2 separate regions of the Homo sapiens genome follow, and region 2 is linked to region 1. Evidence: read pairs that join two places in POLR2A ChIA-PET (ENCODE). Cell type or tissue: HepG2. All regions are shown on one strand. Links, peaks and the distances in the headings refer to the core of each region. The heading gives the core; the rest is flanking DNA.

The links. ChIA-PET counts read pairs that join two places held together with the same protein. Peaks named below come from ENCODE experiments on the same cell type or tissue, not always from the same donor. Only the 100,000 strongest peaks of a DNase experiment are listed, where the experiment ranks them.
Region 2: POLR2A ChIA-PET joins it to region 1 with 5 read pairs; 10 of 35 experiments call an interaction of 5 or more read pairs at or near these places.

The regions. Positions count from the first base shown.
Region 1 is chr15:74,436,631-74,452,878 of GRCh38, forward strand. It overlaps UBL7 (ubiquitin like 7), which reads right to left. Exons shown (of 11, transcript NM_032907.5): 4 at 15,666-15,748; 5 at 14,806-14,890; 6 at 14,172-14,229; 7 at 13,306-13,439; 8 at 12,996-13,045; 9 at 12,556-12,723; 10 at 11,848-11,970; 11 at 9,347-9,597. The coding sequence ends at 9,460. Among named protein-coding and RNA genes, the nearest start is that of SEMA7A, 11 kb to the left of the region's middle. RefSeq lists enhancers at 5,152-5,661, 6,174-6,683, 12,857-13,357 and a silencer at 6,028-6,212. In HepG2, for the core only: a CTCF peak has its summit at 5,035; DNase peaks (open chromatin) are centred at 5,591, 6,751, 7,141, 8,231 and 2 weaker places; H3K4me3 peaks cover 2,098 bases.
Region 2 is chr15:74,356,138-74,368,277 of GRCh38, forward strand. It overlaps CYP11A1 (cytochrome P450 family 11 subfamily A member 1), which reads right to left and starts at 11,509. Exons shown (of 9, transcript NM_000781.3): 1 at 11,180-11,509. The coding sequence starts at 11,448. LOC124903524 (a long non-coding RNA gene) reads left to right here and starts at 9,325. Exons shown (of 2, transcript XR_007064709.1): 1 at 9,325-9,368; 2 at 9,525-12,140. It also overlaps the pseudogene PPIAP46. RefSeq lists a silencer at 9,892-10,051, a promoter at 11,459-12,140 and an enhancer at 11,641-11,665. In HepG2, for the core only: no CTCF peak of the experiment used is centred there; no DNase peak of the experiment used is centred there; H3K4me3 peaks cover 1,498 bases; H3K27me3 peaks cover 1,269 bases.

The sequences.
Region 1 (16,248 bases), core at 4,302-9,301:
AGCAGAGGAAGCAACACATGTGGATGCTGACACGTCTGATGGGGAGGCACATTCTTGTCCCTCCCTTCTCCATGATTCCACATTCAGGGGAGGGAGGAAGAAATGATGCAGGGCTTCTATCGATAAGAAAAATACCTTGAGAAGGATCACTTCCTGAGCCCCATGGACAGCTGAGGCACAGCCCAATCCAAGAAGGCTCCTTTTGGAATGAAAGAAATGGATACACACAGACCTGAGATTCATGGTCTTGAAGCAGTGGCAGAAGCCCCGGGCAATCCCCCCAACATTCCAACTAAAGCCTCTCACCTTTCAGGGTCCAACTTAACTCATCCTTCCATTCTCCAGAGTTATCTGACCTCCTCCTCAGCCCTGATTCCATGGCTACACATGGCCTTCACAGGAGTGACCCACCTCAAACAAGAGGCCTGTGGGAGATAGAAGGATTCCGTGAGGAGATAACATATGCAGACGTGAGGTCACCCACACACAGTTCACTTCCTTTCACAGATACGATGATCCAAGAATCCCAATTCTTAGGATTAGAAGTAGCTCTCAGAGGGCATTCAATCCCCAACAGCCCCCTCCATGCTAGATCCCACCCCTTCTTTGAGGCCTCAGAGCTTGGTGGCCATTCAGACCTCCTGGCTACTAACAGCAGCAACAATTCCTATTGCCTACCACCATTACTACCTATTGCAGGGGGCAGAGACTTGGAACTGATGAGAACGAGGGGAGTGGGTGGGCTGGGGTCTGCAGAACCCTGTGCTGTCTATAAGGCAATTTCGACTCAGCTCCAGCCCATGGAACCATGAAGAAGTAAACCCAGTAGTGAAAGGTAGTATGATTTTCAAGAGAAGCTGAAAATTGAGGGCTGGGCACGGTGGCTCATGCCTGTAATCCCAGCACTTTGGGAGGCCAAGGCAGGTGGATCACCTGAGGTCAGGAGTTCAAGATCAGCCTGCACAATATGGTGAAACCCCATCTCTACTAAAAAATACAAAAATTAGCCGGGCATGGTAGCGAGCGCCTGTAATTCCAGCTACTTGGGAGGCTGAGGCAGGAAAATCACTTAAACCCAGGAGGCGGAGGTTGCAGTGAACCAAGATCGCACCACTGCACTCCAGCATGGGACACAAGAGTGAAACTCTGTCTCAAAAAAAAAAAAAAGAAAAGAAAAGAAAAAAGAGGCCAGGGGTGGTGGCTCACGGCTGTAATCCCAGAACTTTGGGAGACCGAGGTGGGTGGATCACAAGGTCAATGATTTCTGTCCTAATCATTCTACATGCATTTTTATCTGACAAGGTCAGGAGTTCGAGACCAGCCTGGCCAAAATGGTGAAACCCCATTTCTACTAAAAATGTAAACATTAGCCGGGCATGGTGGCACGCAACTGTAATCCCAGCTACTTGGGAGGCTGAGGCAGGAGAATCACTTGAACCTGGGAGGTGGAGGTTGCAGTGAGCTGAGATTGCGCCATTGCACTCCAGCCTGGGTGACAGGGCGAGACTCCATCAAAAAAAAGAAAAGAAAATTGACTCTTTGTTGAAACTCTCTCTTTTAAAATATTGGCAAATAATTCAAAAGTTAAGGAGGATGGATATGGGCAAATAAAAACAGGTCTGGGGCCCATATCTGGGACCCCCAACATACCATGTGCCCACTGTGACTATCTCACAGGCACAGGCACGACAGTCACTATACCTGGCCCAACTCTTGGCAGACCATGTCAGGCAAGGAGTGCCAAGAAGACACTTCTCAGGCTGCCCAGGCCATGCCTCACCCTCCCCTCAGTGCTCTGCCTGCCTCCAAACCTCAGCCAGGACATTCCCCTCAAGTGCCTGCCTCTTCCTCCTAGACCAGTTCAGAGATCACCACCTTCCATACATCAGTTCAGCCCACTGTGAATGGAGAACTTCTCAGAACTGCCACCACCTTCTTAGCCCTGAGGGTCGTGCTCCCAGCAGCATCCCATGCCTACATCTCTGCTTTCTATCCTAATCATTCTACGTGCATTTTTATCTGATCAACCCTACCTAAATTGCTAAGATCTAAGTAGGGCCAGCCAAGTTAAGTAAGACAAAGGAAAAATCCAAAGAGGAATATTCAGTCAGCAGAGAAGAGACAGATTTTTTTTCCTTCTAGCAGGGCACTCAGCTCACCTGAAAACACTACAGGTCCTGTGCCTTCCACAGACAAATCAGCAACATCCTTAGCCCCAAGCCCCAAACTTGGCCAACGTGGCACTGGGCTTGTGGTGGGAGTGCCACCTGGTGGCCACTCTGGAACAGAGCCGAGTCTTAGCAAAGACCAAGTGCATCTCTGCTCTCTGTTCTAGTCATACATTCTACATGCACTTTTCTGTGATAGACACTCCCCAGACTTTCTGGAGACAAACTTCTCCCTCCCATTCCTATGCCCCTAATCCATCTCTGAGCCTCTATTCTCACTGTCCAAAGCCTGAGGCAGGGCAGAATCTCATGGATGTCACATAGAATCCATCTAGACTAACAAAATCTCCTGACTAGACATGGCTGGGAGGCCAAAGATGAAGTCTCAGCCTGGATACTGACTCAAGCAAGGCCCTGACCCAGTCCAGGCCTCTGTTTCTTTGTGTACAAAATGAGAAAGAAGAGCTAAAACTCCATCTCTTCTCCTGGTCTATCTTCTCTCTGTATCAGAGAGAGACAAAGCTTTCTCATTCCATCTTCTGCATTTCCTTCTATAGGATGAATTAAATATGCTTTTAAATGATGTCGGCCAGGCATGGTGGCTCACGCCTATAATCCCAGCACTTTGGGAGGCCGAGGCAGGTGGATCACCTGAGGTCAGAAATTCAAGACCAGCCTGGCCAACATGGTGAAACCCCGTCCCTACTAAAAATATAAAAATTAGCTGAGGATGGTGTTGTGTGCCTGTAATCCCAGTTACTCAGGAGGCTGAGGCAGGAGAATCACCTGACCTAGGAGGTGGAGGTTACAGTGAGCCGAGAGTGCACCATTGTACTCCAGCCTGGGCAACAAGAGCAAAACTCCATCTCTAAACTAAACTAAACTAAAATAAAATAAAAATAAAGTGATGTCTATAGGAGAGAAGATGTCCCAGGACCCTCCCAGCTCTGATGTGATCCTTGGGCCTGCTGAGGCCACTTCAGTGAGGAGATACACATGCAAAAGGGTGGTTACCCACAAACAGTTCACTTTCTTTCATGAATATAATGATCCAAGAATCTCAATTCCTGGAGTTAGGAGTAGCTGTCAAAGGGGATTCAGTCCTACCTGAGAGCCACTCACAAGACTCCTTATGGTGGCCATGCAGGTTCTGCTTACATACCTCCAGTGATGATGAGCTCCCTCACAAGCCAGCGTTGCCCATCTTGTTTAGCTCTGACACAGAGCTTTCTTCCCCAGTGGAAGACTCCCAAACAGTGGTCCTAAATCTGCCCTCTGAGGCAACAAGGACATGTCTAATCTCTCTTCCTGGAATACGGCCCTTCAGTGATTTCACAGAGGTCACATCCTTCTAAATCGGCTCTTTATTCAGGGTAAATAACTCCAGTTTCAAATAGATCCCTCATGGGGCTTTCCTTGAGAGGCTCTCTAATCCTGGTTGATTTCTAAGACACGATCAGTCCGTCATTTAGCAAACTTTTACTGACCCCTCCTAGGTGCTAAACAGTCCAGATTGTGTCTCTCTCTTTCAAAGATCAGGCCTCAGATCAGAACACAACACCTAGTGTGGAGGCTGAGCAGTAAAGGGCTGAAAGACTAGCTTCCTTCCTCCTTATTCTAGCACCTCTAAAGGCACTCTTAATGGGTTGAGACAACACGTTGTTAAATCCTCTTGATCTCAGCCCAGGGTTATCCCTGGGCCAATTCTCAACCATCAGTAGTGGCTCTCTGGGATGCTCATTTGAGAAAGATTATTGAATCTGGGCCCAGGAGAAGAAATGAGACTCGATTCTGCATAAGAGCAATTAATTTTCTGGTCCCCCTTGGCCGGGCGCGGTGGCTCATGCCTGTAATCCCAGCACTTTGGGAGGCCGAGGTGGGCGGATCACGAGGTCAGGAGATCGAGACCATCCTGGCTAACACGGTGAAACCCCATCTCTACTGAAAATACAAAAAATTAGCTGGGCGTGGTGGCGGGCACCTGTAGTCCCAGCTACTCAGGAGGCTGAGGCAGGAGAATGGTGTGAACCCGGGAGGCAGAGGTTGCCGTGAGCCGAGATTGCACCACTGCACTCCAGCCTGGGTGACAGAGTGAAACTCTGTCTCAAAAAAAAAAAAAAAATTTCTGGTCCCCACTGCAGGACCTTAGACTTTCTTTGCTTCTGTCCTTGTTAGGGTTACTTCATTGTCTGGGCCCTGATGCCATCTAGAACATTCACTGGCCCAGCTCTGAGTGCCTGGCATCTCTGATACACATACTCAATATCCACTTATAGAAATTGAGGGAAAACGTCAAACAAGGCACAACTGACGCTCCAAGAAGTTAGGTCATATGTGGAAAAGCAATCTAAACCTCAATCTGACTTAGAAGCCTAAGTCCCCTCCAAGACCTGAGCTGCCACTCCAAAGGTAAGTGGTTAGGAGACCCTTCGGCCAGCCAGGCACAAGGCCCCAGGTGGGTGCACTGATGGAATCATGCTGACACAATCCCACCCAAGCCCTAGAAAGGCCACTTCCCCAGCATACAGGAAGCACTCCTCTGTACATGGGGCTAATAATATCTAGTTTTCAGAGTCGCTATGAGGATTAACTAAGATGGCACATGTGAGTGCCTAGCTCAATGCCTGGCACAGAGAGGATGCTTGATAAATAAGCACTACTGTGCTGTGTAATGTACTATTAATATTAGCTAGTTTTGCCAAGATAGAGTAGGCCAGTGCCTGGGTTGCCACGAAAGCATTTCTAGCATAGAAGTTGAATTCTATTCCCAGCGATCTCAGAGCCTATGAGAACGAGACAGGCCCAGGCCCAGAGGAACTAGGGGCACAGCTGAACTGACCTGAGCCCAGCCCAGGGCCAGAGGGGACCCCACCTGCTGGAGAGGCTGGGTAAGCAGAAAGAGGGAGGCCTGAATAAACTCCCCAACATCCTCAACAAACACCCAGGGCCAAAGTCTGTGGCAACAGCAACAAGAAGCCACCTCAGGGTAGGGCTCTGTGAGCTTGGTCTGGGGCCCAGGCCAGATGGGACTGAGGCGAGGAGCAGATCTGGGGCCCATGTGCCCAGCAAGCTGTGCCAGCCCAGCCCATACCAGCCCAGCCAAATTTGAGTTATATCAGGAGAACGGATCTGTTAGAAAACTCACCCATCTCTACATATTTGCATATTCTATTTTGGGGTCTTTTCCTTTTTTTCCCTCAGCTTCCTAGAAAAGTTCTTGTGATCACTTCCAACTTCACCTCTGCTGAACTGCAAAAACTCACACTCAATCCCATCTCTCCTCTAACTACTATCCTCTCCCTCACAAGCAAGGTCCCCTGCCCTCTCTGCATCCACTGCCCCTCACCTATTCAGTCCTCAACCCCTGCTATCTGGCTCCGGTTCCATTGGAATGTCTCCCCAAGGTCACCAAGGCACAAGTCAACAAGTCCAAGGTCAGCCCTTCTGTTACTAGGTTTGTCTGTGGCATCTGACCCCACTGAGCATGCCCTCTTTGTCCAGGTCCTTTCACTCCCTCAGCTTTGCTGACTCCTGCTCTCACCTTCCCAGAAGCAGCAGATCCTGCGCCCGTTCCATGCCTCACATCTATCAGTCACCATTTTCTATAAAGCTGAACTCCTTAGTGGGTATCCCTTTTCCTCTACCTTTCTCTGAAAAGCTTAATTGCCTTCTCACATGACACAGGCCCAGTGTTCAACTTAGAACTTCCTGATCACTACCTCAGCCCAAAGACATCCAACTGTCTTTAATTATACACATCCCCACCTGGCTGTCCTATGGCACCTCATTCCAAATTGTCACCCCAGTCCCTTATTCTTACTGCTGCACCACCATCCGCCTGCTCACATCCTGCCTGCCTCCCCACTTTCAGCCCCCAGAGCTAGTCTGTCCTTCACACCTAGCAGCTCCCCTCCACCCAGCTCCCCTGCAGCAGCTCCAGTTGAGGCCCCCTCCATGTCCCATCTGGAGGATCCAGCCAGCCTCCTAGCTGGTCGCCTACCCCATCTCACTTCCCACAAATCCAGCCTCCACACAGCTGTCAGATTATCTCACACACAGATCTGGTCCCCCACTGCCCTGCCTGCAGCTGCCTCAGGGGTGCTCTTTGCCCTCAGGATAAAGCCCTAGCTCCTCAGCCGGATCTAAGCCCTCATCATCTCCCATTCCTCCACACTTCAGAGGCCAAGGGCAGTGGGAGGAAGGGCACCAGCTCTGGAGTAAGACAGACCTGAGTTTCTGGGACCACTTGTCCACTTCCTGCCCATGAGACTGTGGGCAGATGATTTCAACCCTTGGAACCTTGGTGTCCCCATCTGTTCAGTGGAGACAACAGTATACTCGCCTTTCCCAAAGATCTGGTATCAATTCTAACTCCTAAAGCCTCTCTACCTCCTCCTCTCCTTCCCCACTGCCACGCCGTCAGGTCAGCCTACCAGCAGCTCTAAGTGGATCACTGCCACAGCCTCCTCCCCGGCTTCCTCATGCCTGCCCTCCCTCAGTCTTCTACTCCCACTATACTCACCACACAGCAGCCAGAATGACCTTTCTAAAACACACATTGGACTCTCTCCCGATTGCCATTCTGTGACTCCCATTGTCCAGGGTAAGTCTAAATTCCTTACATAGCTTCAAATGATCTAGCCTCTGCCCACCCACTTGCCTTGCAAGCCACCCTGACAAACAGGGCTACAAAAGCCAGGTTTGCTCCCCACTCCCAGCCCCCTCAGTACATATACCTTCGTGCCCAATTCTCCCTTACCCTTCAGGTCTCAGCGTAGTGCCACTTTCTCCATGAAGCTTTCCCTCACCCTCACACCCCCACCCCTAGCCCACGTTAGCCCCCTCTCCTGTGAGCGCCACAGCCCCTAGACTTGCCTCGCCCAGTTCTCATTAGGCTTTAATGCAATCATCTGTTTGTCCATCTTACCAACAACACAGCATTGTCAGAGCAAAGATACCGTCATGTTTATCTGGCAGAGAGTGGAGGCTCAGTCAATGTTTGTTGAAAGGATGAAAGGAGGCCCGGCGCGGTGGCTCATGCCTGTAATCTCAACACTTTAGGGGACCAAGACAGGTGGATCATTTGAGGTCAGGAGTTTGAAACCAGCCTGGCCAACACGGCGAAACCTCATCTCTACTAAAAATACATAAATTAGCTGGCTATGGTGGCACATGCCTGTAGTCGCAGCTACTTGGGAAGCTGAGGCAGGAGCCCAGGAGGTGGAGGTTGCAGTGAGCTGAAATCGTGCCACTGCACCCCAGCCTGGGCGACAGAGCGAGACTCTGTCTCAAAAAAAATAAATTTTTTTAAAAAAAATAATAAAAATAAGAAGAAAGGATGAAAGGGACAATGGTGAGGAAAGAGTCCTTGGCTCATGGAAAGCCCCAGGCTCAGTGGGGGCACTTATCAGACTCAACATAGACTACTCAAAACATGGCCACAGGAAGCAAAGCCAACTTGCCAAGCCCCTGGAGGAAAGAGCCAACAAAGAAGGGAAAGGGAAACCGTGGGGACGGCTCTGTTCTGGGAACTGGTATTGGGGGTTGGTCCAAGGGATAGGGCAGGGTGACCCAAATGTTCTGCAGCATAATGGGATAGGGGAGTTAAGGAACCCCAGCACCTTTGAAGGCAGTCCTCAGAGGCAGGGTGAGAGCTGCCACAGAATGGAAACGAGCTCTGGGCAGGCTGTATCATGGGCACAGGAAGGGCTGTGTCAGCCCCATTTGACCAAGACAGACCCATGAGGATAGGACTGGCCTTTGTTTCCACCACAAACAAGCAAGAGACACTGTGTACAAAGACAGAGCTTCCTGGTCTTTGCTCTCAACCACAAGTAGGCAGCTGGGCTCCAGGCAGACCACTGAGGCACACAGAGGCCTGGCATTGAGAAGCCCAGTTCTGAGTCTTTTCTGTCAATGCACATAGAGAGACTTCTCAAATTTTCTGGAAGAGGCAAAGAATAACATCCTGTTCGGGCCATATCTGGACGTTAAGAGTATCACTGATACACTGGAGGTCATCCAGAAAAACGAACAGGATATGCTGGGAACCAAAACCATGACAGGTCAAAGGGGCAAGTCAATGACCCACCATGGCATTCCGTAAATAACTAAAGCCCTGCTAAGGTAGAAGAGGAAGCAGGCTTGTTCCGAGTGGTTCCTTAGGGCAGAGAGGGGACCAAGGGGTAATGCCCTGGCAAATAGTTAAAGGACAGAATAGGTTGTAAGTGGTAAATCTTTTGTTCCTGGAGGAGACAAGCAGAAACCAAATGACCATGACTGGGAATGGTGGAGATGAAACGCCTGCCAAGGCAGAGGGCAGGAGCACATCTCTGAGCCCCTTTCCACCCATGTTATTCCCAAATGAACCAAAACACCATCTGAGGGGAAGAAGTGTTCTCCCAACGAAGTATTCAAAGCATTTAAAACCCACTTTCTCAACTTGGACATGTCTGCGATGCCGCAGGGAACATCACAGGGAACGCCATGCCAAGGGGAACATGAGTGAGCACAGGCAGATGGAGCAACAGCTTGGGGGTTGGTGCCCTCTCTTCAATATTAAAGCTGAGCCCTGTTCATGTTGGTGTTGTTTTTTAGTATTGCTATTTAACTGCTCTTGTATTTATGCCTTCAGGACAAGGAGGGCCCTACCTCCTGGCGAAGCTCTGAGGCCTGGATTCTGGAATCATTACAGAACAAGCATCAAAAAATGCTTGGTGAGAATAGACTGGTGGGGTGGACAAAGAAATCTGTGGAAGCCATTGAGAGAGAGAGAAATGTGGAAGGCAAGCTGCCTCCATGTGCTTCCCCTGAAAGTCCACCCAGCCACTCCATAGACTGGACATCTCGGAAGCATAAGCCTCTTCTGGGCACAGCTGTAATCCAGCAGCCACCCTGAAGATTGGGTGATAGCTCTGCCTAGACTTCGGCACATCCTGAGGCTCCCAAACTCCAAAGCCCCAGAGAGTCTGGGGGCTACGGCTGGAAACTTCTCCCAGAAGTTAACATGGGTATCTCACAGCATCCCATGATGTAGGGTCTAACATCCTCCATCCAGGGCCCAGAACTAGGGGCCAGCCCTGCTTTGATGCCACAGCATCAAGACCAGCACACCTTGTTTGCCCCACTGCCTCCACCAACTCAGATCAGCCAGAAAGGTCAAGAACTGGACAAAGCAGGAGAGTTGACCATCAGGTATATTGGGGAAGGGAGAGATGGAGGCACCTTCATGAGTGCCTCCCAAGGGCAGTAGCCTCTGCAACTTGCTGGGGGTTCAGGGGAAGCAGGGAGTTCATGGGGCTCCTCCAGCAAAGATGAGCTCCAGGGCTGCTTGGATGTCCCCACCGGTGGCCTGCAGGGCCCGCAGGCTCAGCTCATCGTCCTGGATGCCCATGTCACGTAGCTGCTGCAGCTGGGGCTGCCACTGGCTCTGTGGAAAGATAGGAATGGGCAGAAGCTGTTAGCTGGGATCCAGTGAAGACTCACTTAGGTCTGTGCTTTCCGGGGAAGGAAAGGAAGATGGGGGAGTCCTCAGCAAAGCTGCTGATGCTGAGTTCCACAGAACACGGTGCTTCTAGGAAGACTAAAAGATAGGCTTGAGGGTTAAGAGAACAAATCCAAAGTTTTACAATAAAAAAAGGAAATTCTTGGCATAAGGATCAAAAGAGAATGTACAAATTATTCACTGTCTGAATTCCAAGAGGCTAAATTACTTTCTTTCTCTTGCTATGTGTACACACACAACAGCAAGATTTTGCTCTTTATGTGATGAGTGTTACAGATTTTTTTCCCAGTTTGTTAGCCTTTGGACTTTGCTTCGGTTTTTTGTTTGGTTTGGTTTGCCACGCAGAAATTTTCACCTTTTTTTAAATGTCTTAAATTTTTGTGGTATATAGTAGGTATATCTATTTGTGGACTGTAAGAGATGTTTTAAATTTTTCGCTTTTACAAACCCAAAATGCATAACTTTTATTTAATGGCTCCTGGATACTGAGTTTCAGCCAAGAAAGCCCTTCCCTACTATAAGGATTTGAAGAAATTCACCCATATTTTCTTCTAGTACTTTCATAGCTTCATTAATATCTCTATTTCATGACAGCAGGGATGAGCACAATTTAGGGAAAACAACGTGTTCACATGTGGGAAGAAGGCAATGCAAAGGGGAAGAAAAGCAAAGTCAAAGAGGCAGGCAGTGATGAGAACATGGAGGGCTTAAAAAAAATGCACACAGATCAATTTGAATTCATTTTACAGGCCAGGTGGAACCAGTGAAAGCTTCTGAGCTAGGGAATAAAGTAAACAGGCATCTAGCAACAGGGGAGATGCAAGAATGGAGAAGACAAGTTGTTCACGAATCCTGCTTCTGTTCCCTCACTGTCTACAAGGACCACATGGAACAGTGAAAACCACACAGGCTTGAACCCTATCGTTACGACTTCATGGCCTTATGACCCCAGACAAGTTCCAGGGATGATGCTCTACCCATAGGCTTACTATGTGGAATAGAGGAAAACAGACGTGAACCAAACTGCTCATGCATGGAGCTGTGAACTACAATGCTGGCCCCTCAGGTATTCCACTTAGCTGCTAGGGTGACCTTTCTCCTCCTTAAAGCCTCCCATGGGCCAGGTGTGGTGGCTCACACCTGTAATCCCAGAACTCTGGGAGGCTAAGGTGGGTGAATCGCTTGAGCCCAAGAGTTCAAGACCAGGCTGGGCAACATAGGGAGACCCCCCCATCTCTACAAAAAATACAAAAAATTAGCCAGGCATGGTGGTGCATACCTGTAGTCCCAGCTACCCGGGAGGCTGAGGTGGGAGGATCACCTGAGCCCAGGAAGTTGAGGCTACAGTAAGTTGTGATCACACCACTGTACTCCAGCCTGGGTGACAGAGTGACACCCTGTCTCAATCAATCAATCAATCAATCAATGCCTCCCAGGGATCCCTGGTGACTGCTACATCAAGTCATCAAGTCTAATCTCCGCAGGTTGGCATGCAAGCCCCTCTCGTAGGCTCCTGCTCTTTCTCTGGCCCCATCTGCGGATCTTCTACACTGGACACTGCATCCTAGCCTTGTAGTTTTGAGTATGTCACATATACCTCCACACATGTGCACAAACAGGTAGCTGTCTTCACCTGGAAATCAGCCCCTTCCTACCTCAAACCCCCTTCCCTGGCTAGCTAACTTCTAACTAATTCTTCTGACAATCAGCTTAAATACCCCTCTCTCAGAAAAGTTTTGTCTGACCTAGGCCCTTACTTCAAGCAGCTGGGTTTCTTGCCTTGTTGCTCCCCAGCTCAGTGCCTGCCTGGTGCCCCTCCATGGCAGGGATGAGAACCAGCTTGCCACTAGCCCAGCATCTGGACTCAGGCCTAGTATACACATGCTCAGTCAATGATCACTGAATGAATGAATGAAATGGCCATGATTATCTAAGCCAGGTGGTCTAGGGAGTCAGGCCATGGTCACTAGGGGCAGGAGAAGCCTAGTGACCACTGTGTATGGTCTGAGAGTGTGCCCTTGCTAGGAACACTCTGCACCTGTCCCACTGCCATGCTCCAGCTGTTCCTAGAATGAAGCATGCCAGGTGTGAAGGACCGCCAGAGAGCAAAACAAAGGCTGGGCATCCAAAATAACAAGGAAGCCACATGGAAACCAAGACGTGGGGAAGACTGACCTGAAGGCTGGGCTGCCCAGAGGCCTGAAGGGCATGCTGTAGGGCTTGGCTGAAGAGATCATTGGTGATGGGCGTCCCTGACTGGACACCAGAGGACATTGGTGAGGTCCCTGAGGAATGACCCTAGAGACAAATTAGTGGTCAGTGCCACCCTCAGCGCCATCTCAATCTTATAGCAGATGCTCGCTGTTGTCATATCACCTCACAGCACTCCTGAGGTACCCAACTTCTGCCTCCCAACAAAGACCTGCCATAAGACAACCAAACAAAGGTAACTAGAAGCTCTCTATGTGGGCAGGAAAGGTTCCATTCTCTTCTGCACTGAGCCCCTTGTCCCAGCCTAGGACCCCAGCACTGCAGCACTGGGAGAGATGGCCTTGAAAGCTGAAGTGACTTGTCACCCAGAAATGCTTAAGCTGGTGATGTCTGCTCCCTGTCAGGGATGAGGAAGGGCATATTGTGTGCAGGAAGAGTCTTCTGAACTAATAGGGGGGACTACACGGGACCATGTTAAAATCTAGACTTCTGAGTCCTCAAGGCAAGTGAAGGGGAGGTCACTCAAGCTGCAGTAAGAAATCCCCACCAGGACTCCAGGGTTCAGCTTAAACTAGATCTAGCACCAGGGTCAGCAAAGGCAAATCTACTCTACTGCTGGGGAGCTTGTTCCTTGGGGGCCCAGCCTTGATCTTCCCGGCCCCGTCTTCATACCTGGGTGCCAGGAGTCGGTGTGTGAGAGCTGCTCTCCGGAGTGCTGGCCAGGGCCAAGGCGGTGGCCAGCTCACTCTGGGTGATGGGCCGGGGCCCAGCAGCTCCACTGTACCCCAGGGAGGCTGGGCGGGAGCTGGGAGTACTGCTAGAGGGTGTGGACCTGGTGTTCTGGAGAAAGAAGACACTCAGAATCAGGGAAGCAGTACTGTGAAACTCCCAGATGAACTCCACCCACCTCCAGCAATAGTTCTTGGGGAAACTCTTAAGTTCCCAGGTTCAGAAAGGAATCCAAAAGCAGAAATAGTATGACATGGTCTTGGCCCCCCAATGGCGTATGTCCATCTCCCAGCCTTGGGAGTGCCAGGTCCCAGGATGCAGCTCATTCCCAGCACCATCTCCCCCACATGTCAGCATGTCAGGCAGGCAGGCAGGCCACTTACTGGGTGAAAGTCATCCTCATCATCTGAGAGCCCTTCAAACAGGAAGCCACCTGGAGGAGGACGAACAGATTTCAGGAGGAAGAACAGAAAGGCACAGGCGCAGCTCCAGAATCTCAGCTCAAGTTACTCTCCAAATTCATATTTTCATCTCTCCCCTCGGAAAATTACAGGACAGATGCACTTCCTGACTCAAACCGAGAGTTCCCAAGGAACGCCCTCTGCCAACGCTATACATAGCTGCTGAGTAAAGCAAATTCCTGGGCCACTGCCGGCTCCTGAGGGGCCCACATTACACTTTTCAGGCGCTCACCTGGCATATCCCGGTATGAGCTGGAGGGCATGCTCCGGGAAGAGGAGTCAGTCCCAGGCATTGGGGCACTGCCTGCTACGGAGTGCAGAACCAGGACAATGGCATTGACGAGGGCTGGGTGAGCAGGCACCAACCTAGGATAGAAGCAGGAAGAAACCCAAGGGTGACTCCAAAAGAGCACCCTCAGCCATAACAGGAGTTCTGGGTGCCCCCTCACAACAATGCAGCCACCTGTGCCTGCTCTCAAATTCCTCAGTCTTTAGCATCTTCCACCAGGAAGCTTTATCCTCCTGCTGATCTGCCCCCAGCAACGGGTGCAAGGCCTTCAAATTCCTGGGGTCCGCTGCAGATTCTTCACCCTCTCCACAGGCAAGGCATGATGGGAAAGGTGCAGCCTGGGAGGCTCAGGGTTCTGGCCTGAGCACATGAGGAGTGTCTGGTCTAGGCACCACTACTACATCAGGCAACCCTGGACTGGTCCCTTCTCTTCCCAGGGTGGGGCTGTTTTCTTCACTTGCAAAATGAGGACATGTCCCTTTTAGCTTTGACACTTTACGGATCTGTACACCTGCTTCTCCTTTTGCCAGCTTAAAATCCTTGAAAAGCTCCCTAATTTCTACCACACGAAACCTAAACTGAGCCTGGCAGACAAGACCCTTTCCCTCAGAATCCTGCTTCCTCCCAGCACTCTTGACAAAAGCCCTGCTCTTGGGCTTTGCTCTTTCTCACCCCCTGACGTATCTAAGGGGTAGACTTGGTGACAGACTATGGATGGGCTCCCAGAGCAGACTGCAGGGTGACAATTAGGCTTCTGGCCTGAGCACGAGGAGAGAGAAGGTACCCTCTAATAGGACAGGTACACTTACGTATCAAGCATATTGGGATCAGCGAAGACAGAGAAGAGGTCCTTGTCCTGGAGAACCCCTGAAAAAGAGCAGAGCTCACCTCAAAGAAAGGAAATCAGCCAGATCCAGGAGGGAGAAGAGGCTTTGCGTCTCAGAGCAACCAGCTCAACAGGGACACAGGACAACAAGCCAATCTTCATGAGAAGTAGAGGAAGCAAAGCGCCAAGCAATACAATTCAGGTACTCCTCATCTTGGTCTAGTGAGGATGGTCCCCTGCTCTCCACCTCCCCTGCACTTTAGTCACATCACAGACTGGGTACCAAGACACCTGTCTCTTTCTCCCGTATCTCTGGGTTCTTCCCTTACTCAGGGTGTGCAGGACGCCTTCCCTGATTGCTGTGATGTGGGCTAACTGCTATCCTCATTTGGCATCCTCATACCCTTATTTACGATGTTAGTTAGGCCATTATCTCTCTGTGGGACTGAGAGCTCTTAAAGGGCTGGGGATATCAAACACACCTTGATTACTCTCCCTCTTCCCACAAGACCAGTCATTCTTCAAAAGATAGTCCAAGTCTCTTTAGAGGAATTGTCTTCTCCTGTTTTCTCCTTTTCCGACAACTCCTATTTCCTCAAATTCAGTCCTGCACTTACCAAGAGCAATAGGGTCACTGCTGAGGCCTGGGGTGGCCACAATGATCTGATCCAGAGACTCCTTATTGCTGAGCATCTTAAAGACCTGCAGGAGAAATGGCGGGGGCTGAGCACTCCAACCAGCTCAATGTACTCATCAAATGCCCACACTCTGCCAAAGGACTTCCTCCCTCTAAGTGCTTGCATGTACATCACCACAATGGAACAATAGCCCCAGAAACAGATGAACCTCTTTTTGCTCTAAGATCTTAGCTTACTGGAGGGGAAACAAACAATTTAAAAAAAAAAAAGGCAAGACCACAGTAAACCTTCAAATCTCTGTGCTCCTTTTCCCCACCTACAGTTTAGTGCTTCCAAAATAAAAGCTCTCATTACAAGCCCGGTAACAAAGGTTTCTCTAGGTTCCAATCCAAAAGTCCTTTTCAATCTCTGTACAATTACTATTTCATATTTGTATATATCGCTAAGTTCACAGCTATACTAATTTTGCCTCTCAACTCTCCTACAGAAAGACATCAGCCCACTTCCCCAGTGAGGACATCTAGGTCAAGGGGCAGTAAGCAGGCAGTTCAGCCAAAGTCGAAGAATGAGGCCCAGCAGAAACAGTATGAGGATCTTTTGGCTGTCACCATACGGGCAGGTTGTATTATTATCATTAGAGGGAATCAACAACGCCTGACTGAGACAGGCTCTTTGGGGAAAGACAGGGCTCTACTGAGGCCCACAGACATGGCAAAAACTCCCCAAGGAACTCTTGGTTGCCATGGCAACGGGCTTCCAGCTCCCACTCCACACCACTCGCCAGCCAGCGTTCACACCCTCTCCTACAGTCCTGGCTGGGGGCCGCAGCACACACTCACCGCCTCCCTGTAAGAGGAGCTGCTGTGCAGGGCAGTGTGCAACACCCGGAACTCTCTCATGGCAGCCACTTTGTCCACAGGTTCTGGGGGACAAGACATTCAGAGTTACCCTATAGCGCAGGTCCTGTCTCTGCCACAGACATGGCAACATCATTTCAGCATGTGCCAAGGAGCAGCCTGGTCTGTGCATTCCCTTCCCTCATCACCCCTTAAGAATGTGAGTGCCTGCTCAGAAAAACCCATTTGTGCCATGGATGTGAAAACTGCTAGTAAGCATCTTTACATTCACTTGTAAGCATCTTGCACAGATAAACAAACAAATTCAAGTTGCAGCAGAGGAGACTCTTACCACATGAAAAACGGTGCTCTGATCAACATACCACTGCAGGAATTCTAGACTAATAACATTTGTTTTTTGGTGTTTTTGCCTTTGTTTTTCAGACAGTCTCACCTCTTGCCCAGCCAGAATGCAGTGGCGCAATCTCGGCTCGCTGCAACCTCCACCTCCCTGGTTGAAGCAACTCTCGTGCCTCAGCCTCCTGAGTAGCTGGGATTACAGGTGTGCAACACCACTCCTGGATAA
Region 2 (12,140 bases), core at 6,514-11,513, 78 kb before region 1:
TTCAAAACGCCTGAACTGCAGCGGCCAGGCATTCCTCCAGGACCACCTGCCCCAGGATCTTGCTTCAAGTGCTGGAAATCTGGCCACTGGGCCAAGTATTGCCTGCAGCCTGGGATTCCTCCTAAGCCATGTCCCATCTGTGCAGGACCCCACTGGAAACTGGACTGTCCAACTCACCCAGCAGCCACTCCCAGAGCCCCTGGAACTCTGGCCCAAGGCTATCTGACTGACTCCTTCCCAGATCTTCTCCGCTTAGCGGCTGAAGACTGATGCTGCCCAATCGCCTCAGAAGCTTCCTGGATCATCACAGATGCTTTAGGTAACTCTTACAGTGGAGGGTAAGTCCGTCCCCTTCTTAATCAATATGGAGGCTACCAACTCCACATTACCTTCTTTTCAAGGGCCTATTTCCTTTGCCTCCACAACTATTGTGGGTATTGACAGCCAGGCTTCTAAACCTCTTAAAACTTCCCAACTCTGGTGCCAACTTGGACAATATTCTTTTATGCACTCCTTTTTAGTTATCCCCACCTGCCCAGTTCCCTTATTAGGTCAAGACATTTTAACTAAATTATCTGCTTCCCTGACTATTCCTGGGCTACAGCCACACCTTATTGCCACCCTTTTCCCCAGTTTAAAGCCTCCTTCACATCCTCCCCTTGTATCTCCCCACCTTAATCCACACATATGGGACATGTCTACTCCCTCCTTGGTGACTGATCATGCACCCCTTACCATCCCATTAAAACCTAATCACCCTTACCCTGTTCAATGCTAATATCCTATCCCACAGCATGCTTTAAAAAGATTAAAGCCTGTTATCACTTGCCTGTTACAGCATGGCCTTTTAAAGCCTATAATCTCTCCTTATAATTCCCCCATTTTACCTGTTCAAAAACCAGACAGGTCTTACAGGTTAGTGCAGGATCTGTGCCTTATCAACCAAATTGTTTTGCCTATCCACCCCATGGTGCCAAACTCATATATGCTCCTATCCTCCATACCTCCCTCCACAACCCATTATTCTGTTCTGGATCTCAAACATGCTTTCTCTACTATTCCTTTGCACCCTTCATCCCAGCCTCTCTTCACTTTCACTTGGACTGACCCTGACACCCATCAGGCTCAGCAAATTACCTGGGCTGTACTGCTGCAAGTCTTCACGGACAGGCCCCATTACTTCAGTGAACCCCAATTTCTTCCTCATCCATTACCTATCTCAACATAATTCTTCATGAAAACACACATGCTCTCCCTGCTGATCACGTCCAGCTAATCTCACAAACCCTAACCCCTTCTACAAAGCAACAATGCCTTTCCTTCCTAGGCATGGTTAGATACTCCACCTTTGGATACCTAGTTTTACCATCCTGACTAAACCATTATATAAACTTAAAAATGCAAACTTAGCTGATCCCATAGATCCTAAATTCTTTCGCCACTCCTCTTTCTGTTCCTTAAAAACAGCCCTAGAAGCTGCTCCCACACTAGCTCTCTCTAACTCATCCAACCCTTTTTCATTACACACAGCTGAAGTGCAGGGCTGTGCGGTCAGAATTCTTACACAAGAGCCAGGACCGCGCCCGGCAGCCTTTCTATCCAAACAACTTGACCTTACTGTTTTAGCCTAGCCCTCATGTCTGTGTACGGCAGCTGTCGCTGCTTTAATACTTTTAGAGGCCCTCAAAATCACAAACTGTGCTCAACTCACTCTCTCCAGTTCTCATAACTTCCAAAATCTATTTTCTTCCTCACACCTGATGCATATACTTTCTGCCCCGCTCCACTACCTCTCAGCAAGCTGAACTCATTGCCTTAACTGGAGCCCTAACCCTTGCAAATGAATTACACGTCAATATTTATACTGACTCTAAAGATGCCTTCCATATCCTGCACCACCATGCTGTTGTATGGGCTGAAAGAGGTCTCCTCACTACACAAGGGTCCTCCATCTTAATGCCTCTTTAATAAAAACTCTTCTCAAGGCCGCTTTACTTCCAAAGGAAGCTGGAGTCATTCACTGCAAGGGCCATCAAAAGGCATCAGATCCCATTGCTCTGGGCAATGCTTATGCTGATAAGGTAGCTAAAAAGCAGCTAGCATTCCAACTTCTATCCCTCACAGCCAGTTTTTCTCCTTCTCATCGGTCACTCCCACCTACTCCCCTACTAAAACTTCCACCTATCAATCTCTTCCCACACAAGGCAAATGGTTCTTAGACCAAGGAAAATATCTCCTTCCAGCCTCACAGGCCCATTCTATTCTGTCGTCATTTCATAACCTCTTCCATGTAGGTTACAAGCCACTAGCCCACCTCTTAGAACCTCTCATTTCCTTTCCATCATGGAAATCTATCCACAAGGAAATCACTTCTCAGGGTTCCATCTGCTAGTCTACTACTCCTCAGGACCCTCCCTTCCCTACACATCAAGCTCAGGGATTTGCCTCTGCCCAGGACTGGCAAATTGACTTTACTCACATGCCCCAAGTCAGGAAACTAAAATACCTCTTGGTCTAGGTAGACACGTTCACCGGTTGGGTAGAGACCTTTCCCGTAGGGTCTGAAAAGGCCACCACGATCATTTCTTCCCTTCTGTCAGACATAATTCCTCGGTTTGGCCTTCCTACCTCTATACAGTCTGATAACAGACCAGCCTTTATTAGTCAAATCACTCAAGCAGTTTCTCAGGCTCTTGGTATTCAGTGAAACCTTCATACCCCTTACCGTCTTCAATCTTCAGGAAAGGTAAAACGGACTAATGGTCTTTTAAAAACACACCTCACCAAACTCAGCCTCCAACTTAAAAAAAGGACTCTGTCAAGAATAGAGCCCAAAAACTCACCAACCAAACAAGTAATTACACTGAATCCCCTTGGGCACTCTCTAATCGGATGTCCTGGGTCCTCCCAATTCTTAGTCCTTTAATACCTGTTTTTCTCCTTCTCTTATTCAGACCTTGTGTCTTCCATTTAGTTTTTCAGTTCATACAAAATTGCATCCAGGCCATCACCAATCATTCTACATGACAAATGCTCCTTTTAACAACCCCACAATATCACCCCTTACCACAAAATCTTCCTTTGGCTTAATCTCTCCCACTCTAGGTTCCCACACTGCCCTTAATCCTGCTTGAAGCAGCCCTGAGAAACATTGCCCATTATCTCTCCATACCACCCCCAAAATTTTTGCTGCCCCAACACTTCAACACTATTTTATGTTATTTTTCTTACTAATATAAGAAGACAGGAATATCAGGCCTCTGAGCCCAAGCTAAGCCATCATGTCCCCTGTGACCTGCACGTATGCACCCAGATGGCCTGAAGTAACTGAAGGATCACAAAAGAAGTGAAAACGGCCTGTTCCTGCCTTAACTGATGACATTACCTTGTGAAATTCCTTCTCCTGGCTCATCCTGGCTCAAAAGCTCCCCCACTGAGCACCTTGTGTCCCCTGCCCGTGCCTGCCAAAGAACAACCCCTTTGACTGTAATTTTCCATGACCTACCCAAATCCTATAAAACGGCCCCACCCCTATCTCCCTTCGCTGACTCTCTTTACGGACTTAGCCCACCTGCACCCAGGTGATTAAAAAGCTTTATTGCTCACACAAAGCCTGTTCAGTGGTCTCTTCACAGGGACACGCGTGAAAGAGAGAACCCTGAAATCTGGCATGCCGGTGAAAGGATAAGAATTTCTTATGAGTCAGTCTCTGGGCTCTTTCCCTCTATGCAAACTGGTTAAATATAAAGTAGAAGTCACGTATATCTCCTCTGTAAGATTTTAAATTAATTGGTTTAATAATAATAAAAGCTTAAGTCAAATATTTTGTCAGAAAAGTAGAAAGTGTAATGCCTTTTAGTTCATGTGACTTTAGCAATAGTTGGGAAATAAAGACAGTTTTCAAGATTATTGGAAAAATACAGTTGTCTTCAAAATGTAAACATGTGGTGTACATTATGTTCAAATACTAGGTTTGCTAAATCCTTTAACATCATAAGCTACTCCTTTGGCTTTTGAAAATTGTTTAACTTGCCTGCTTTCCAGCTAGGTAAGGCCTGGGGACACGTGGAGTTAGCCATGCCCCTAGCTGTGCTGGAAGTAGTCAAACCTTATCAGAAACTTTATCAGAACTTACCAGTTTTTTTTGTTTTTGTTTTTGTTTTGACAGAGTCTCACTCTGTCCCCCAGGCTGGAGTGCAGTGGCGCAATCTCGGCTCACCCACAATCTCCATCTCCCAGATTCAAGCAATTCTCTGCCCTAGCCTCCTGAGTAGCTGGAATTACAGACGCCCGCCACCACACCTGGCTAATTTTTTATTATTATTTTTAGTAGAGATGGGGTTTTACCATCTTGGCTAGGCTGGTCTTGAACTCCTGACCTCATGATCCACCCGCCTCGGCCTCCCAAAGTGCTGGGATTACAGGAGTGAGCCACCGCGCCTGGCCTAACTTACCAGGTTTTATGTTAAAATTCGCCATTATAGGCCAGTCACAGTGCCTCGCACCTGTAATCCCAGCATTTGGGGAGGCCGAGGCAGGTGGATCACCTAAGGTCAGGAGTTCAAGACCAGCCTGACCAACATGGTGAAACCCCCATCTCTAGTAAAAATACAAAATTAGCTGGGCAAGGTGGTGCCTGCCTGTAATCCCAGCTACTGGGGAGGCTGAGGCAGGAGAATCATTTGAACTCAGGAGGCAGAGGTTGAAGTGAGCCGAGATCATGCCATTGCACTCCAGCCTGGGCAACAAGAGTGAAACTCTGTCTCAAAAAAAACAAATTTGCCATTATAACATGCAATTAAGACTACTAGAAACAGTTTTACATGCAAGGTGTATAAGAACAGTAGAAAGTGTTGGGGGTTTTTTTGTGTGTGTGGAAGGTTACAAAAGGTTTTTGCTTCTTTAAAATTTCTGAGTCATCATTTTGGCAAAATAAATAGTTTACGGTAATCTGGAATTCCAAAATCAAACTTCAGTTTCAAAATTGTCTTTCCTAATGCCTGGCTTTCTAGATGAATCAGAGGGCCCCTGAAAACATCCAGAAAAGAGGTAAACAGGATTATTTGACATGTTTAGGTACATGGGATTGACAAAATGATGTTAAATCTTCTTTAGGTTATATTTTTGTGAATAATATATTCCAAAATTGTATGGGATTTCTCAAATTCTAATGTCTAAGTATATGTTACCAATCACAATTATAATTATGTTAAGTTATTGTAAACCACAAAAATGACCAAATTTTCTTGTATAAAGCTACTAACCCACGTAAAACAACAACAACAAAAAATTAATTACATATCAAGAAAAGACTTTCATGTTAAACCAGCTAATACTGAAATTGTTTAAAATAGTTTATAACCTGTCGCTTTGCAGATGCCGTCACTGCCACCAGGAGCCCTGTACTATCAGCCATGGTCAACCCCACCGTGTTCTTTGACATCGCAGTCACGGCGAGCCCTTGGGTCACGTCTCCTTTGAGCTGTTTGCAGACAAGATTCCAAAAACAGCAGAAAACTTTCATGCTCTGAGCACTGGAGAGGAAGGATTTGGTTATAAGGGTTCCTGCTTTCACATAATTATTCCAGGATTTATGTGTCAGGGTGGTGACTTCATATGCCATAATGGCACTGGTGGCAAGTCCATCTATGGGGAGAAATTTGATGATGAGAACTTCATCCTAAGGCATACACGTCCTGGCATCTTGTCCATGGCAAATGCTGGATCCAATACAAACGGTTCCCAGTTTTTCATCTGCACTGACAAGACTGAGTGGTGGATGGCAAGCATGTGGTCTTTGGCAAGGTGAAAGAAGGCATGAATATTGTGGAGGCCACGGAGCGCTTTGGGTCCAGGAATGGCAAGACCAGGAAGAAGATCACCATTGCTGACTGTGGACAACTCTAATAAGTTTGACTTGTGTTTTATCTTAACCACCAGACCATTCCTTCTGTAGCTCAGGACAGCACCCTCCACCCCATTTGCTCGCAGTATCCTAGAATCTTTGTGCTCTCGCTGCAGTTCCCTTCCATGCCTAGCTGGACTGCAGAGTTGAGTTAAAGTTTATGATTATGAAATAAAAACTAAATAACAACAAAAAATTGTTTATAACCAATGCTTGATCCCATATTCCTAGGAAAACAATTAAAGCTTCAGGTATATTTGGTCTTCTGGTCAGCCATTTAAACATTTTATAAAGGGATTTCATTCCATTGTTATTTTCCATGCATGTTTTCTGGTTGTAGAAAAGCTTTCCCATGCAAGAGGGCTGATGTTATAACAGTAGATTATTATGCTACAGTGTATTTTCACCAGATTAAAAAAAAAAGCTTTTTATGGTTTGAATCTGCTGGAAACATCAGAGAAAGACTGTCCTTGCCATCTACACTATAACAAAACTTCAGGACCTTGAACTTTGGGTTCATAATCTCACAACTGAGAAGGGCCCCTCCATGCTCTTGGAGCTGTGCACCCACTGGAATGCTTAAGGTAAAACTAACTAGGGAAATTTCTCCCAAGAAGAAGATGACATCATTGATGTGAACAGCTTTTCCCAAGTTCACAGATTAAGACTTCTACTATCATGAAACTCTTATTTTTGAATATTTTTTCTTGCTTATGCCTTCTACGAACAATAGAAGTGGAAAAGGGGTCTGTTATGTGCACTTATGGGGAACATTTTTATTTGTGAAGGAGTTTGCAGCCAGCCTTATACATGGATAAAGGCCCAATGTATGTAAGAAACTTTAATGGTAGATGTGTTAGCTCATAATCAATCAAAAACAAAAAATTGATTCACTCCACATAACCCACATCGTGGGTTAAAGAGAACATTGCCAGAAGTCCTTCACTCTTCTGAAAGGGCATCATTTGTTAGGTCCTTTTTCCATGGTTTAAAGTAAAAGAAGCAATGATTAGAAATGTATCCCTCATGATAGGTTCCATAGCAAATTCTACTCTAAAGGCTACAGACTCTAAATTCTCTTGTGAAAGTTATAATAGAATTGGCTAAACAGCGAAGTATCTGTGCAGCTGCTGGCACTTGTGGCCTATACAGAAATACATCAAATGAAGACTATAGAAATTCAGTGGTAGGAGACTGACAAAGAAATTGATTAGTCAAGTCTCTCTCTGTTGCCCAGGCTGAAGTGCAGTGGCGTGATCTTGGCTCACTGCAACCTCCGACTCCCAGGTTCAAGCAATCCTCCTGCCTTGGCCTCCCAAGTAGCTGGGATTACAGGTGCACGTGACCACACCCAGCCAATTTTTGTATTTTAGTAGAGATGGGGTTTCACCACGTTGGCCAGGCTCATCTTGAACTCCTGACCTCAAGTGAGCCACCTCACCCAGCCGTGAGTAAACTGTATCTAGCTCATTCTTAGATCCATTTGATTTTAGGAGGTTTGGTTTATGGGGACCTTGGGTAAGGAGTATACTCCCAAATTCTTGGTATTATCCTCCTAATAGCCATAATAATGGTCTCCCTGACGAGCTGTATGCTCTCAAAGGTTTTAAATGCTTGCATGAGCCATCTCTAGAATGTCATATGGTCTCTCTTCAACTGGAATAACAGGAGCTCAAAGAAATATGCAACCATGAGGACACCATAACCTATAAATGACATGCTGAGACCAGAAACCCAAAATGATGGTAACTGAGAGTGGCACTGAGGCCCTAGGTTTTGGTCACACTCTCACCTAAGTGAAAACCTGATCAAAAAGGGAATTTTTTTCAACAAAATTCTGGGAGGCCGTTGTTTTGGACTGATCTCATGCACTAGGCCCCAACAAACCAAACAAAACCAAAATGGGGCCACTCATGCCAAGACTTTAAGGAAACACATAGATTCTAGAAAAGACTAGGTTTTGTTTTTTCTTCTGCAAATCACTACAACAAACATTTCTGACAGTATAGGTATCCACCCCCTAAAGTTTCCATTAAATCTTTTAACCAAATTCATTTCCTCTCACCTAGAGACCATCAAGCTTCAGATGATCATGTAACAAAGGTTCCAGCCAGTTCCAAGTGAAGACACCACCCCTGGACATCAAGAAGCTACCCTTCCTCCACTAGATAGAGCAGGGTGAGAGTTCCATGATCCCCAATAGGTAGGGACTATGCCCCAAGCCAGCATGAAGCAGTTACAGAAAAAAGACCATCGGTCCCTCTGCCTCCCATAAAGATTTATGGGGATCACATCTCTTGAAGGGGCAGATGAGGCAGGAAAATAGGGTCTGAAGTGTGAAGATCGATTCACACTTCAGCTATAACAGGAAATATCCTCTCCATAGGGTGTATGACTATGTAACTTGAATACTTCATCCTCTCCATTTACATAAGGTGTATCTGAAGTAACCAATGGAATCCTCTGGGGGTAAATGCCCCACAATTCTGTAACGGGACCTTTGAGCCCCTACGCTCCGCCTGCTCCCACACTGTGGTGTGTATGTTCATTTTCAATAAATCCCTTCATTCCTTCCTTACTTTGTCTGTGCATTTTGTCCAATTCTTTGTTCAAGACGCCAAGAACCTGGACACCCTCCACCGGTAACAAAGGGGCTTAATAAAATAAGGAGTTGCTACTGAGGGTCTAGGAAGTGGTGAAAAGGGAAGAGAGGAGGAAGCAAGGATAACTAGAGATCTATGTGAAGTGAGCACGGGACAGAAGCACTAATAGGCCTAGGAGAGAGGGGGAGGAAGGAGAGACCCAGCGGGGCGCAACCTCCCAAGCCCAGCACTCAACCTTGAATAGGGTGGGGTGCGGGGTGGGGGGAGCTCCCTGCCACCAACCAGCTATCAAAAGGGGCAGTTTGGACTTTAAAGGAGTTGTGAGAGAGGGAGGGAGCAGCTGAAGCCCCAACACAAACTAGCCTGCCTTCTCACCCACCCCCAGCCCAGTCATCAAGCCGGCCAACACATCTTACCCTTCCCTCTTCGTGACTGACCCATTGGAATGCTCTGAGTTGTAAAGACCTTTCACTTAAAGGAAAACGTACTGTCCCTCCTGGTCTCCCCTCCCAGCCCCCAACCACCCCTGCGCCACCTCCGTTCCCTCTCAACCGGACTCTTAGCAAAGAACCCAGGTGTGGCTGAAAGGCTGCCCACCGTGGGAACAGCTTTAGCAGTTTTCCCAGGAAAAAGCCACAAGCCCTGGAGGCACAGAGGCCCAAAGACAAAAAAAAAAAAAAAAGGCCTTTCCTCCTAGCAGGAAGCAAGCCCGATTCTTGGGAAAGGGAAGGGACAGACTCAGAGCCTCAGGGCCAAGGGGTGAGATCCAGCACCCCAGCAGGACAGGAATCTAGCTGGGTGACCTCTCTGAGCCTCAGTCTCCTCCTCTGACCATGGGGACAACAAACTTCGCTTGCAAGGTGTGCGGAGGGTAACGGATGTAGGGAGGCATTTAGTAGGGCTTGTTCTCTAACCACCTCTCTCCGAGAGTTTCAAAGGGAGTGGGATCTGGGGAAGGTTGAGGCCTCAGGCCTGGGAACTAGGAATACTTTCCCTTTTACCCACCACCATCCCAGGCCTGGAAGAAGATCAGAAGTTGGACAGGAGAGGTCCGGCCGCGCGGACGTCACCTTAGCGCGCCACTGTCGGCTCCGGTGGGCTCGGGTGAGCTCGGGTGAACGCAGCGAGCGAGGGCAGAGGCCAGCAGAGGCGAGGAGTGGATGCTGCAGGGCCGCAGGCCGGGCAGAGAAACGCATACCGGGTCGCTCCCTGCTTCGCCGCCGCCTCCTGGCAGGGCCAGCGAAGCCAGTGCTCCAGCGCCCCCGTAACACCTCAAAGCGCACGGAGTCCGTGTTGGGGAACTTGGCGGCAGAGTGACTGGGACCTAGGACCTGCGGTGGGGCCGCCGCCGCCTCCGCGGGGCCGAGCGCCTGGACCTCGCCCTGAGGTAAACGCGGGTCGACCCGGGGGGCGGATGGGCTCGGGCTGTGTCGAGGGGAGGCGGAGGTGAGCGACCCGCGAAGAGCGCAGGAGCAGGCCGGGGGCCACGCTAGGGCGGACCCAATTTCGGAATAGCGCGGCCCGGGCGGCGGCGTGCGCTGGGAGGAATGCTGGGTCTGTCGCTAGCGCCAAACTTGACCACGCTGCGACCTTTTCACTCTGTGCTCTGACCTTCAAATCTCCCTCCCCCGATTTTTTTTTTTTTTTTTTTTTTGAGACAGAGTTTCGCTTTTGTTGCCCAGGGCGGGAGTGCAGTGACATGATCTCGGCTCACTGCAACCTCCACCTCCTGGGTTCGGGCGAGTGTCCTGCCTCAGCCTCCCGAGTAGCTGGGATTATAGACCCCCGCCACCATGCCCGGCTAATTTTTTTTATTTTATTTATTTATTTATTTATTTATTTATTTATTTTTGTAGTAGAGACAGGGTTTCACCATGTTGGCCGGGTTGATCTCGAACTCCTGTCCTCAAGTGATCCGCCTGCCTCAGCCTCCCAAAGTGCTGGGATTACAAGCGTGAGCCACCGCACCCGGCCTTCTCCCAATTTTTAAAACTCGCTGGCTGGGCTGACAGCTACAGGGCCAGGAATTCAAAACTTAGCCTCACCAGTCTCCCCTCCTCAGACCGAGGAGGTTGTTTTGTTTTGTTTGAGACAGAATCTCACTCTGTCGCCCAGGCTGGATTGCAATGGTGCGATCTCGGCTCACTGCAACCTCTGCCTCTCCGGTTCAAGCCATTCTCCTGCTTCAGCCTCCCGAGTAGCTGGGATTACAGGCGCCTGCCACCACACCCAGCTAATTTTTGTATTTTTAGTAGAGACGGGGTTTCATCATGTTGGCCAGGATGGTCTCGAACTCTTGATCTCAAGTGATCCGCCCACCTCGGCCTCCCAAAGTGCTGGGATTATGGGTGTGAGCCACCATGCCTGGCCAGACCTGGGGTTTGGACCCATTAAAGAGCTTCCTTACAGATGGCTGGCGGTCTTGCCACCAATTGTTTCAAAAGTAGATGTCTGGTTTAGAGTACTTAAGACATTCACAGATTCAAATGTTGAATTTTGAAATATCCCTGATATATTTCTGTATTGTATTACCAAAAAAAAAAAAAAAAAAGAAGTTAGACAGGAGTTTGGAACCAGAGAACAGCCTGTTGGGGGAGTGGGGACTACAGCAGGGCTACCCAGGCCCCTCCTCCTCCCTGTCCCTTCGGCTCCCACCCTCTGCCAGGCTTACCTGTAAATCGGGCCATACTTCTGGAAATTCTGGACATGGTGAAGGTGGACTTTGTGTGTGCCCGTCTCCCTCCAGAAATGGTACAGGTTTAGCCAGCCATTGTCACCAGGAGAGGGGATCTCATTGAAGGGGCGAGGACTGCGGGTGGAGATGCCAGCTCCCTCGCCAGTGGGCACCCTGAGACGCCCCAGCCCCTCCCTGGGGGCACTCAGAAAGGTCTGGCAGCCTTTGACCAGGACTGAGCGTGGGGGAAGACCCTTGGCCAGCATGCTGTCCCCACAGCTGTGACTGTACCTGCTCCACTTCAGCGGGGACTGCTAGGATGACTGTAGCCCTGGGCCACCAGGGCCAAGATTATAACTACCAGCTCAAGGCCATACCAGAAGCTGATAAAATGTTCACGTCCTTCCTCCTGCTGCAGGCTCAAACCCGCAGACAGCTCCTCCCCTACTCGGTATGAAGGTTCAGTCTGGAATTTCTGCAGCGTGAGGTTCTCCAAAGGACAGGGAGACCCCTCTGTCTCTGCCCTCAGTGCCAGCCCTAGCAGACTCCTGAAATATCTGCCTGTGCTTTTGCCTGAGCTGGGGCCTCCCACTGGCCCCTGCAGCGGAGTCCATGCCCTGGCAGCCATTGGTCAAGACTGCAGACAACCTGTGTTTGGGGGAAATGAGGGGCCCAAGAGAAGGTCAGAGCTATCTTGCCAGCTTGGGCAACATACGTCTTAGTTATGGCCCCACTGTATAGACACACATCATTGAACAACAGGGATAAGTTCTGAGAAATGCATCCTTAGGCTATTTTATTTTATTTTATTTTATTTTATTTTATTTTATTTTAAGAGAGTTTCATTCTTGTTGCCCAGGCTGGAGCGCAATGGCACAGTTTCACCTTGGAACCCTAATCCTCGTCGTCTCTCCCCAGTTGACCCAGATTTGGGGCTGTAATTCAGTACAGCTGACTC